Regions from separate parts of the Homo sapiens genome. Here regions 1, 2 and 4 are each linked to region 3. Evidence: chromatin loops called from intact Hi-C (ENCODE). Cell type or tissue: gastrocnemius medialis. All regions are shown on one strand.

What was found. Hi-C counts contacts between places; a loop is a spot of excess contacts. Peaks named below come from ENCODE experiments on the same cell type or tissue, not always from the same donor. Only the 100,000 strongest peaks of a DNase experiment are listed, where the experiment ranks them.
Region 1: a loop joins it to region 3, with 4 times the contacts of the local background. A loop is called at or near these places in 3 of 110 quality-filtered maps.
Region 2: it touches region 3 in a loop (4-fold over the local background); 3 of 110 quality-filtered maps call a loop at or near these places.
Region 4: it touches region 3 in a loop (4-fold over the local background); 2 of 110 quality-filtered maps call a loop at or near these places.

The regions. Positions count from the first base shown.
Region 1 is chr6:105,163,302-105,165,801 of GRCh38, reverse strand. The region is part of intron 1 of POPDC3 (popeye domain cAMP effector 3); the gene reads left to right. All of the region lies in intron 2 of POPDC1-AS1 (POPDC1 antisense RNA 1), which reads right to left. Among named protein-coding and RNA genes, the nearest start is that of POPDC3, 15 kb to the left of the region's middle. In gastrocnemius medialis, no CTCF peak of the experiment used is centred here; a DNase peak (open chromatin) is centred at 1,181; H3K4me3 peaks cover 331 bases; H3K27ac peaks cover 2,500 bases.
Region 2 is chr6:105,275,499-105,277,998 of GRCh38, reverse strand. PREP (prolyl endopeptidase) reads left to right here. Exons shown (of 15, transcript NM_002726.5): 15 at 1-2,500. Among named protein-coding and RNA genes, the nearest start is that of PREP-AS1, 2.3 kb to the left of the region's middle. In gastrocnemius medialis, no CTCF peak of the experiment used is centred here; a DNase peak (open chromatin) is centred at 1,418; H3K27ac peaks cover 2,500 bases.
Region 3 is chr6:105,325,343-105,327,842 of GRCh38, reverse strand. The region is part of intron 9 of PREP (prolyl endopeptidase); the gene reads left to right. Among named protein-coding and RNA genes, the nearest start is that of PREP-AS1, 48 kb to the right of the region's middle. In gastrocnemius medialis, no CTCF peak of the experiment used is centred here; DNase peaks (open chromatin) are centred at 222, 802 and 1,372; H3K27ac peaks cover 2,500 bases.
Region 4 is chr6:105,101,342-105,103,841 of GRCh38, reverse strand. All of the region lies in intron 7 of POPDC1 (popeye domain cAMP effector 1), which reads left to right. Among named protein-coding and RNA genes, the nearest start is that of POPDC1, 35 kb to the left of the region's middle. In gastrocnemius medialis, no CTCF peak of the experiment used is centred here; a DNase peak (open chromatin) is centred at 1,451; H3K27ac peaks cover 2,500 bases.

The sequences.
Region 1 (2,500 bases), 160 kb after region 3:
TGTGGGTTGCTTAGCAACCAAAACTCACTCAATACCACTGACTACCCAAGTTGTTGTTTTTAATCAAAGCAATAAACTGTTCTTAAGGAGTTCAAGGTTGTGAACAGACAAAAGGATTCCCTTATGCATTTGGGGTTGTGCCAGGCATTTTGAAAAAGTGATGCCCCAGCTCCTCTGTGTTTTTGCACTTAAACATCTTGGACATTTGGAGCCCCCCAATTCTGTGCCCATAGATGACAGAAGATGTTACAATATCTGTTACATTGGATAGAGAGTGAGAAGGGAGAAGGCAGAGTGCTTGCACTTCTGTACCAATGTATTAAGCCAAACTTATTGAGTGCTAAGGCTCAGAAATACAAAAGCATTTGTCTTTGCCCCTGCTGCCCCTGAGAATTTCAGTCTAGGAGAGGAAACCAGTCAATATTGAATAATACAGCAAATTATTCATGAGCGGCTCTCTGTGTCTCCAGCAGTATTCTAAGAGTTACAGACTGAACAGTACAAGAACTTATAGGGTAAGTCTGAAATATCCATGGTTAGGATTTTTATTTTCTTGGCAAAGCAGCCCTGGAAGAATATCCCACTTGGGTTCCCCAAAACATTAATATTTGATTCACAGTCTTGAGAGCTGGCACTGAATGTTGGAGAGGGTCTAAAGAGGGGCGGACGGGAATTGGAGCTCCATGCCACCACCTGTTTTACCTGAAGCCAGAGACTCAACCAATCTGTGCCCTTCTTTTCTCATTTGTAAGCTGGACATGATGATTTAGATTCTGCCTCCCTCGTGGCAATGAGATAATAAATGCAGAAGTTCTGTTGCAATAAATGCAGTTTCTAGCTAATTTGCCAGCAGGTTTACTTTGCATTTCATTGAGCATCCTTGTATCTTCATTTACATTTCCTATTCCTTTATAACTCGTAATCTTAACAATTTAAAGAGAAAAAAACCCAGATGAGCTTGGAACAACTGTGTTTATTTGCACTTAAGTTTGTCTTCATCATTTGTAGCTCAGTGTGCTAACTTACTTTGCAGTGAAGATCAACTCTAGTGCTTAGGAAAGAAATCCATTGTGCCACTTTGGCATGTCAGCATTTATTTACGCAAAACATGACCTCAGGCTTACAGGCCTTTAAGGCAGACAGCTGGTTGATGAATCATGTTGGACATTCATATAGTGCTGCTGGCACATGTCAGAAGGACACTCCTGCTCATCACCTGCCCCTGTCAGTTCTTCCACTTCTAATAAAGCATATCTGTTTTGGTGACCAAATAAAAACACAAGTGAAGAAGGGCTGGGTGTGGAGTAATTTAATCAGGGCAAGTCAGCACGCTGCATTGAGCAGTACAGTATCAAGGATAAAAAGATGGTTTGGTAACAGCTGAATGAAACGAAGTAGATTAGTAAAGATGGAAGCACAGTTCCCCTTATAATCATAATGGGTCATGACCCTGGAATGCAGAAGCCCCAATATATCCTACAAATCAAGATTTTTAAGGAGACAGGATTCCCAGAAGTTCCCTTCTGAATTGCCACGAACGTTTTACATGGCCTTTCTCTATTAGCATCATTTTAACATTTCGCTGAGGATTATAAATTTTTAAGGAAGTTCAAACCAAAGTTCAGAGCTCCACTAGCAAATCTTTTTAAACTGGCTTTCGTGGGTGTGTTTGGTATCCTGAAGAATTGATTGATTTAAAATACCCTAGTTTTGAAACAGCAGGGAGACTGACATTTGCAGCCTGGTATTTTGCAGTTCTCACTACTCATTGTATTTGAACAATAATTTTTCTTTGTTGTAATACCCAGTAGAATAAAATTTTGTGCTTTGTTTAAAAGAGGAGAAATTGAACATGTTCAGGATGCTGGCCTGTCTTCAATTTCATCACCATCATCTCGTAGATTGATTGATGGGGAGAATAATTAGGGATATGCAGCATGTTTGAAATGTATTTGAAAACAAGCAAAAACAACAATATGACTATAAGTTGTAAGTCTAAGCTTTTTTTTTCTTTTTTTTTAAATGATTCACCTGGCAGTGTTCTTGAAGTCATTACTTACTGAGAAAAGAATCACTATCCAAGATGAAAAATCAGGAACTTCAACAACAGCTCCTTTATTTCCATTTCTACTTCTGTTGGTGATTACACTGTTCCATTTTTTACTCCAGCTAAGTCATTTTCACCTCTGTATTTTTTCTCCTATGGGGCAAGATCTGTGATATCTGATAGTTTATTAACAGGTGTGCTGGAAATAATCTATTTCAAAAATAAAACACTAAATATAGCACACAAGTTCAAGGCTTTTGAATGTTACCATGGTTTTAAAAAATCAATGTCATGAATGCTTTACACTGAAATCATTTATTGTTAGGAAACTGGGTGGCAAATGATACATATATCCTGTAGCTCTGTCATCATGGCTAATGCTCTCCTGACTCAGATTACATATTAGCATTTCCACCATATGGCTGAAAGGGTAGAGAATGTATGTGCAGAGGA
Region 2 (2,500 bases), 50 kb after region 3:
AATTTTATCTTTTTTAGGCTTCTCCTTTTTAGCAAGGCCTTGGTGTTTCTTTTTCCACCCTGTCTAGGCACATGTGGTTTTTTGGTGTTTTTTTTAAGGGCATGTTGGGATAAATAGCTAAATGGCAACAAACACATTGTGAATATTAGATTGCTGAATTAAGGATCATAGTCGGGCATACTTATCTATATCCATAACCTCTATATCTTTAAATAAATGTGAGAACTGTTCTCATGGAGAAGACTTCTTTGCAACAATAATAAATGTTATTTAAGAATGACAGGCTTTTACTTCCGGTTTCTTCATATTGAGGGGCAACTCCAGAAGTGGAGTTTTCTGTGAGAATAAAGCATTTCACCTTTCTGCAACAAGTTAGTTTTCAAGCAGTTAAGTCATAGAATGTTTGTTAGCTTTGAAAATAAGTTGTTCATCCACTCTGTCTCCCTTGTTTGTTTGTTTGTTAGAGGTGATGAAGCTGTCAGAGGGGGTTCACTGTCATAAACAAACACTGACCACTTAGTTGGGTAAAAATCTGATCTGGGGCTCTTTTGGTTTGGATGCCTCCTTTCAAAAATCACTGGGCTGGAAAATTCAGATTATTCACCTATTTGTATATTGATTTGTTTACAAAGTATTCCTAGAAATCAGAGTTCCTTGGATCCAAGGATCCTTGGTTCCAAGAGATCACATGAGTAAATTATCCAAACAAACAGATACATATATCCAAGCATTTCTTACAGTCAGAAATTTCAGCATTTCCCAAGCTGTTTCTCCTGCATAGATCACTCCTGGAAATAGAAATAGTCATACTTACTTACTGGAAAAAAAAAAAAAAAAGTTTTGGTTTGCCCACCCCCAAGATTTTTAAGATATACTATTCCTTAAACTTTCATCCATAAAATTTTTTTCAAGGCATATATTTTAACATTTCATGAAACAATGTTCCTTTGAGTATCAGTTTGGGAAATGCTGATCTAACTTAAAACAGTTTTTTTTCCTTTGTCTTGCTTTATCAGATGATATGATAAAAATTATTATTTTATATAGTATCTTAACCTTATATAAAATAGCTTAAAAGATTACTTCATTATTCCAATAATTTGTACTTTTCCAAGTAAGTCCCATCTTCCAAGTTGTATATGTATGTGCTTTTAAGAGCACTCTCTCATTCTCTACGTTTCAAGTTATGGTCAAAAATTAGACATACCATTTTCTATCAAGCATATCACTGCATACCAAGCATATTGAAAGACAGCTATATGGCTTGGTTTTTCTCTACTGGAATCATGTTTTCCGTTACTATTTAGTACGGTACATAATACAGTTGTCATTGAGTATAAGATTCACCATAACTCCTCTGGAAACAAAGTGTGCCAGTAGCTAGTGTTGCATGCTGAGACTCTGTCGTCATCACCATCTACTCAGATACTGATACTAGCTAGCTTTGGTGTAACTGCTGACCAGCATGGCAGGAAAGAAAGAAAATACATTTGCATGGTCAAGCCAGAGGCAGCCTCTTTCCTAGACTAGCTGTGTGGTGTGAAGTACAAATAGCTGAGTTGGACCCACTGAGTCCAGAGCATTTTCAAGGTTGCACAGAATCTAACCATACTTTCTGAGGTCTGCTTTACAGCAGAAAATACAGTGTGTAGTGTGTGAGCTTCAGATATCAGGACTGGGTTCAAATCCCAAATGTCACTTAGCAACTGATGAGGAGGAGGAGGAATACAGTAATACGTTTTTAATGCCTAGCATGATTGGCCTCCAGTTACGAGTTCTCTTTTCCAACCTAATTTTTGTGTCTAGATTTTCACAGGACAACTAATCCCACCAACTAAAGGTATTTTGGGGAGTAGGGGGAGCTTTAAACATTAGAAATAAGACTTGAGATTGGGCTCCTACCCAGAACTCTAAGGGATTCTTCTCTATTTGATCCCACTTTTCTGTATCCTGTGCTCTGCCCTTTGGCTCTTTCTTATGATTACTCTCTTCTAGCTATTTTGAAATGCACAGTAGATTATTGTAAACTATAGACACCCTACTGATCTAACACTAGGTCTTCTTTCAAACTGTATATTTGTAGGCATTAATCTCTTCATCCTCCCTTTCTCTGCCTGCTTTTTTAGCTCCCACATGAGTGGAGAACATGGGATATTTGTCTTCCTGTGCCTGGCTTATTTCACTTACCATATTGACCTTCAGTTCCATCCATGTTGCTGCAAATGACAGGATCTCAGTCTTTTTCATGGCTAAATCATATTCCATTGTATATATGTACCACATTTTCTTCATCTGTTCATCTGCTGATGGGCACGTGGGTTGATTCCCTATCTTGGCTGTTGTGGATAGTGCTGCAGTAGACACAGGAGTGCAGATATCTTTTTGATATACTGATTTCCTTTCTTTTGGATTCATACCCAGTAGTGGAATTGCTCGATCACAGAGGACTTATATGTTTAGTTTTTTTAGGACTGTTTTGAAAAAGAAAAAGTTGTACATG
Region 3 (2,500 bases):
CTGGCTCAGTTAGCAGTTTGCAGTTGACCAGGCAGACCCTGTCCTAAAAGCAATCTGGCTGAAAAAAGTCTGCACTTTCCTTATGCACATATGTTGAACTCCTCCAAAGTGCTTTTTGTCCCACTCAGTTTTGCTGCAGTCGTTTGGTCATTAGACAAAAAAAGCAGTCTTAGGGGAGAGCAAGGCAGGTGCTCAAGTGGCCCTGTCCTCCTCTTGGGATTTGGCCAGTTGACAGTGATGTCTCATCACTGTTATTTTGAGCCTCTGAGTCACAGAGCAGGCAATCCATAAGGAATCTTATAGTGGTGGTAGGTTGCTGTCAGGGTTATTAAAACCAAAAGAATGATGTTCTGTAAATAGGTCTGATAGTATACCTTGAAAACCTAGCCAGGCTTTACTTTCCCAAGCACCTTGCAGCGGATCAAGAGAAGCTAGGAAAAGCACCCACAAGAATGTGGAAACCATGCAAGGGCCAGAAGCCAGGAAGTGACCGTTCGAGAATTCGACTTCAGGGTGTCCTGCACCTCCCCCCATTCCCTCTTCCCCCTAGAACCTGGAGTACAGCAGCAGCCAGTGGACAGATGAGGAAAATCATTTCTTCTAGATAGCCATTCTTAGCCCACTGCTGCAGGGCCCACAGTTAATTTCCTCAAATTTACACTGGGTACAGAAGTTTTACTTTGGAAAATTTCGTATCTTAAATAGTTTAAATGGATAAAGGGCAATGAGGAGGGCAGTGAGGGTGACTCACCTGCTCTTAAAAAAAGCTGGAGTCCCCAAAGGCCTGTAAACCTCCTTCAGTGACCGCATGTGACCATTTATGTCAGGAACAAGCTCATCATTACCTGGGGAAGAAAGGGCTTATTGTCCAAGTGTAAAATGCTGGGTTCTGTGCCAAACAATGAAATATTACCCGTGACTGTGGCTGTGAAATTTGAAAAGAGAAGTGTGTTCCTCGTTCTGTACTGCCAGGCATTTTCTGACCAAGCTTTAATTTTCTGACCAAGCTTTGTCTGTCTCCTTTTACTAGTTTTGCCTCCATTTTTCTCTTTTCTCTGCCGAATGCAATTTGATTTCTAAAACCAGAGAATGGGGCTTCCGGATTCAGATCTTGTGAGACCAAATGCAAAAACAGCCATCAGATAATTAGATTAGATCTCATGAAAGCATGGATTGTCAGTGTGGGTATATACACATAGGCTCACAAGTAGTCTTGCACTGGTGTCTGAAGGCTAGCTGTTCACTACTACAGTAAAGAGCAGAGGTACTCAATTATATGTAAAGCCCCAGGGTCACAAATAACTGCAGCTCCAGCTTCCTGCTGCAGACATTTGATAACTCTGGCAGGTGCACACCAGCTGACTTTGTTTTCCTTGGAGGTACATGGTGAAAACACATCTTGAGCCCAAGCCATTTATGACTTACTTTGGCACCTTGAGTCACATTTGGAAAAAAACAGGCAGCCATAGCAGCTTAGAGCACAGTGCACTTATTCTCTGTGGTTCAAACCACTTAGTGGTTGAACCGGTGAACTCTGTACTTGTGGAACCTTGGAGAGTTGCCTAGGGTGAGCTCCAGACCTGCGTGTTGTAATAATCCAGTAGAGCAGTCCCATATGCATGGCTCTGGGAGTCAGGGGTGAGAAATCATAGAAAAACCTTTCACGGATATCAGGGAAAGGCAAAACTTTTTGAGACTTGTTTTTGTTTTTTTCTTTGAATAATGTTAAAACCCAACCTAAAATCAGTTAAAACAAAATCTCCATGGGTTACAAAGTTTGCCGCCTTTTTACATACGTGACTTTTCGGATCCCCTGATTCTTGTTTTGGTAGGTTCTCCTAGAGTTGTCTGTCTTTCTCCTGACTACTCCTACTTCTCCTTACATTTATTTCAGATTACACTGGGAACATACCAACTGATCTCCCTGCCTCCTTCTCAAGTCCAGATACCTTCTCTGGCCTTAAGGGACTTCCACAGTTCAGTTCTCTTTTTTCACCCTTAAACTTTGAAATTTATTTCCTAGCGATCACCTGACCAACTCTGGTTTATGAGTCTAGGATGTTTTCTTCAAACCCCACCTTCCTTGTTCTTATCCTCTGAGCCAAATCAGATGGGACACAAAGCATCATTAGATTATAGGGATTCACATTATGCTGTGAATATGCAATGGGCTAACCTAGATGGATCTATAAACAGAAAGTATCGATAAAATATATTAAGTGCCAGTACCTTCAGGTTTAACACAGCCTCCTTCAAGGTACCACTTCTGGTGCACAGGACAGAAGAATAGGGAGGTCAGGCATTTGAAACTCTTTCCGTGTACAGTAACCAGCCCCTGTTGCATATTTATTTCATTCTGTGGTTAGATTTGATGTCTCAACCTTTCTAGATAAACAGGCATTTAGAGTATATTTCCTACTCATTGTCTTTCACTACAGAACTTGCATTCTAGTACTTTGGTGCCTTGTCTCAGGTCACTGAGCTAGCAACTTTCAGAGCT
Region 4 (2,500 bases), 220 kb after region 3:
AAAATGCAAAGTATAGGTGAGAGAGTTGGGAGGGTCAGATACCATTGTGGCTCCAGAGTATAGATACCTGCCTCAATATAACTGTAGGATGTCCTTCCTGGTATGATAGATGAGCTTAAAAACTAGAAACCAGTTAGTCCTACTTCCTCAGACAGAATAAACTGGGTATGTTTCTGTTAAGCGTGTTACACAATTATGTCTATATACTATATATTATTGACTTGATTTAATGCTCTTAGACATGCCATCTTATTGTTTGTTCTGAGAGTTTTGTCTCATTGTAGATACTCAGCCTAAGTTAATATTTATGAGACCCAATGATAACTTAAGGCTAAAAATATGATGGAAACCAGGGCTTTTTTTTTTTTTTTTAAAGACAATTTTGCCACACTCAAGAGAGCTAAGATTGAGAAACACAAACCCACATTTGAGCACAAGGCCCATTTCCTTTATTGGCCATTCTTATGAGCAATGATGAATTTTAACAAATTTTCTCATTATTAAGTCCATAGCCTTCCAAAGACCATAGTAATTGATTTTTATGTTCTTACAAATATTTACAAAGTGGTTATTACATCCCAGGCACTGATCTAATAACTTTACAAATATCAAGTTGTTTTATCCTTATAACAACCATATGAAATAGGTGCTGTTCTTATTATTCCTATTTTACAGGTAAGGAAATTAAGGCACAAAGAAGTAACTTGTCCAAGGTCGCACAGATAGAATTCATTGCCATTTGAATAGACATTGAAGTAGAGGTTGTGTTTCGTGTGTTTGATGTCACCTGCATGGGAAAGGGGAAGAACTCGCCTGAGAACTTCCCATGCTGTGCCCTGTGCAGAATTGGGTTCTTGGACCATTTTATTAGATGCTTCTTTTCTACAGTTTATGTCAATAGTTGTCATTCAAGAGACTCAGTATTTTTGCTGTAAATGTCTGTAAGTGAACAATTTCCGTATATATACAGCGAGTATACATTAGCTGTACCACAGTCTAGCCCTGCATATTTTTTTATGTTAGAGGATGTGACTGGTGGTAGCATTTCCCCAGATGTACGGCAGTGACTGTACAGTTAATAAGAAATGACATTTAGTCACATGTTCTATAGGCCCAACACCCTGCTAAGTACATCCTATGCATTATTCTGTTTAATCCTCCTAACAATCCCATGGAGCAGATCCTAAGAATATCCCCTTTTTATAGATATGGAAACAGAGGCCTAGAAAGGTATAGTAATTGAGTGCAGGTTGCAGAGTAGGGATTTGAACTCTGGAACTGTTTGCTGAGCCTCTGGTCTTGACCACTCTGCATGCTCCCTCCCCCTGTGCCATACCAGGGGCCAGGAATGACCACTCGTTCATGGCTGAGTGCCAGGGCAAAGCCTTTGCCGCTGTCTCAGCCTCCCTCCAGGAGCAGCCGTGTGACATGCTCATAGCCCTTGGCCCTCCTTGCTGGTTGTGGCATTCTCCCTGTGCTGGCCAACCCAGCTGTCTGCTCCTGACTCCTGCCAGTGAATGACAGCTGATCTTGACAAACTTCTGTGGTCATCTTGTAGCAGATCTGCTTCATGTCTTAATAGATCCTCCACTCGCTTTTGCTGTGAGCATGTATTTAAAGAGCCAGGTTTCACCCGGTATCCCTCCACCATCAACCTTCTCCCCAGCTGAGTTCAGCATTTGTGGGCTGCCGGAATGCCACTCCACCCTGTGATTGGGTAGCGAAGATATGGGTGTGGGCAGAGCAGGTGGAAACCCGGACAACATGGATCCTGACAGTGATGGTGGTGACTGTAAGGAGGGGAGTTTATGCAGTCACGTTAGCTGCTCATTAGGCACCTTGAGAGGCCTTTTGATAATGACTTCTACTCTTACTTTTAGATAGTATTTTCTTCTACATCAAGCATGGTATCCATTATATGGTAGATGCTTGATAACCATTTGGTGAATGCATGAACCAGTGAGTGACTGAATGAATGAATTGCTGCCTGGTTCCTTTGATTAAATGGCATCCTAAAAGGCCCTGGGGTTGCCTTTTCTCCTGCTGCTGCCTGGGATTGCGTTTCCTCTACTTGGCTTGTCCCTCCTGAATGCCTGGCCTTTCTTCCTCTTCCCCTGTCTCCTTTGCGTGTAAGCCCAGTGGGTGGCTGGACTCCATGGTGGAGGCAAGAAATGTTTTAGGTGATATTACAGATGGTGATTAGGTTCCATAATTTTGGAATAGAAGTATTCTTTGGGGAAATTAGGAGTTAAATCAACTTTCAAGGGCTAATATGAGACTCAAGCCCCCATGTATGATATTAATGTAGGAACATGCGTTCTGAGTCCTAAGCAGACTGTGGGGCAAACCCCTGGGAACTGAATATATTTGAGAAGCTCAGATCATCCAAGCACATGCGGTGGAATCTGTCCCTCATCTGTGCTCCTGACTGAGAGTCTCTTCTTGACTTGGTTATTTTATTGAGATGCTGGATTGAAATAGAATGGTTTATGGAAATTGT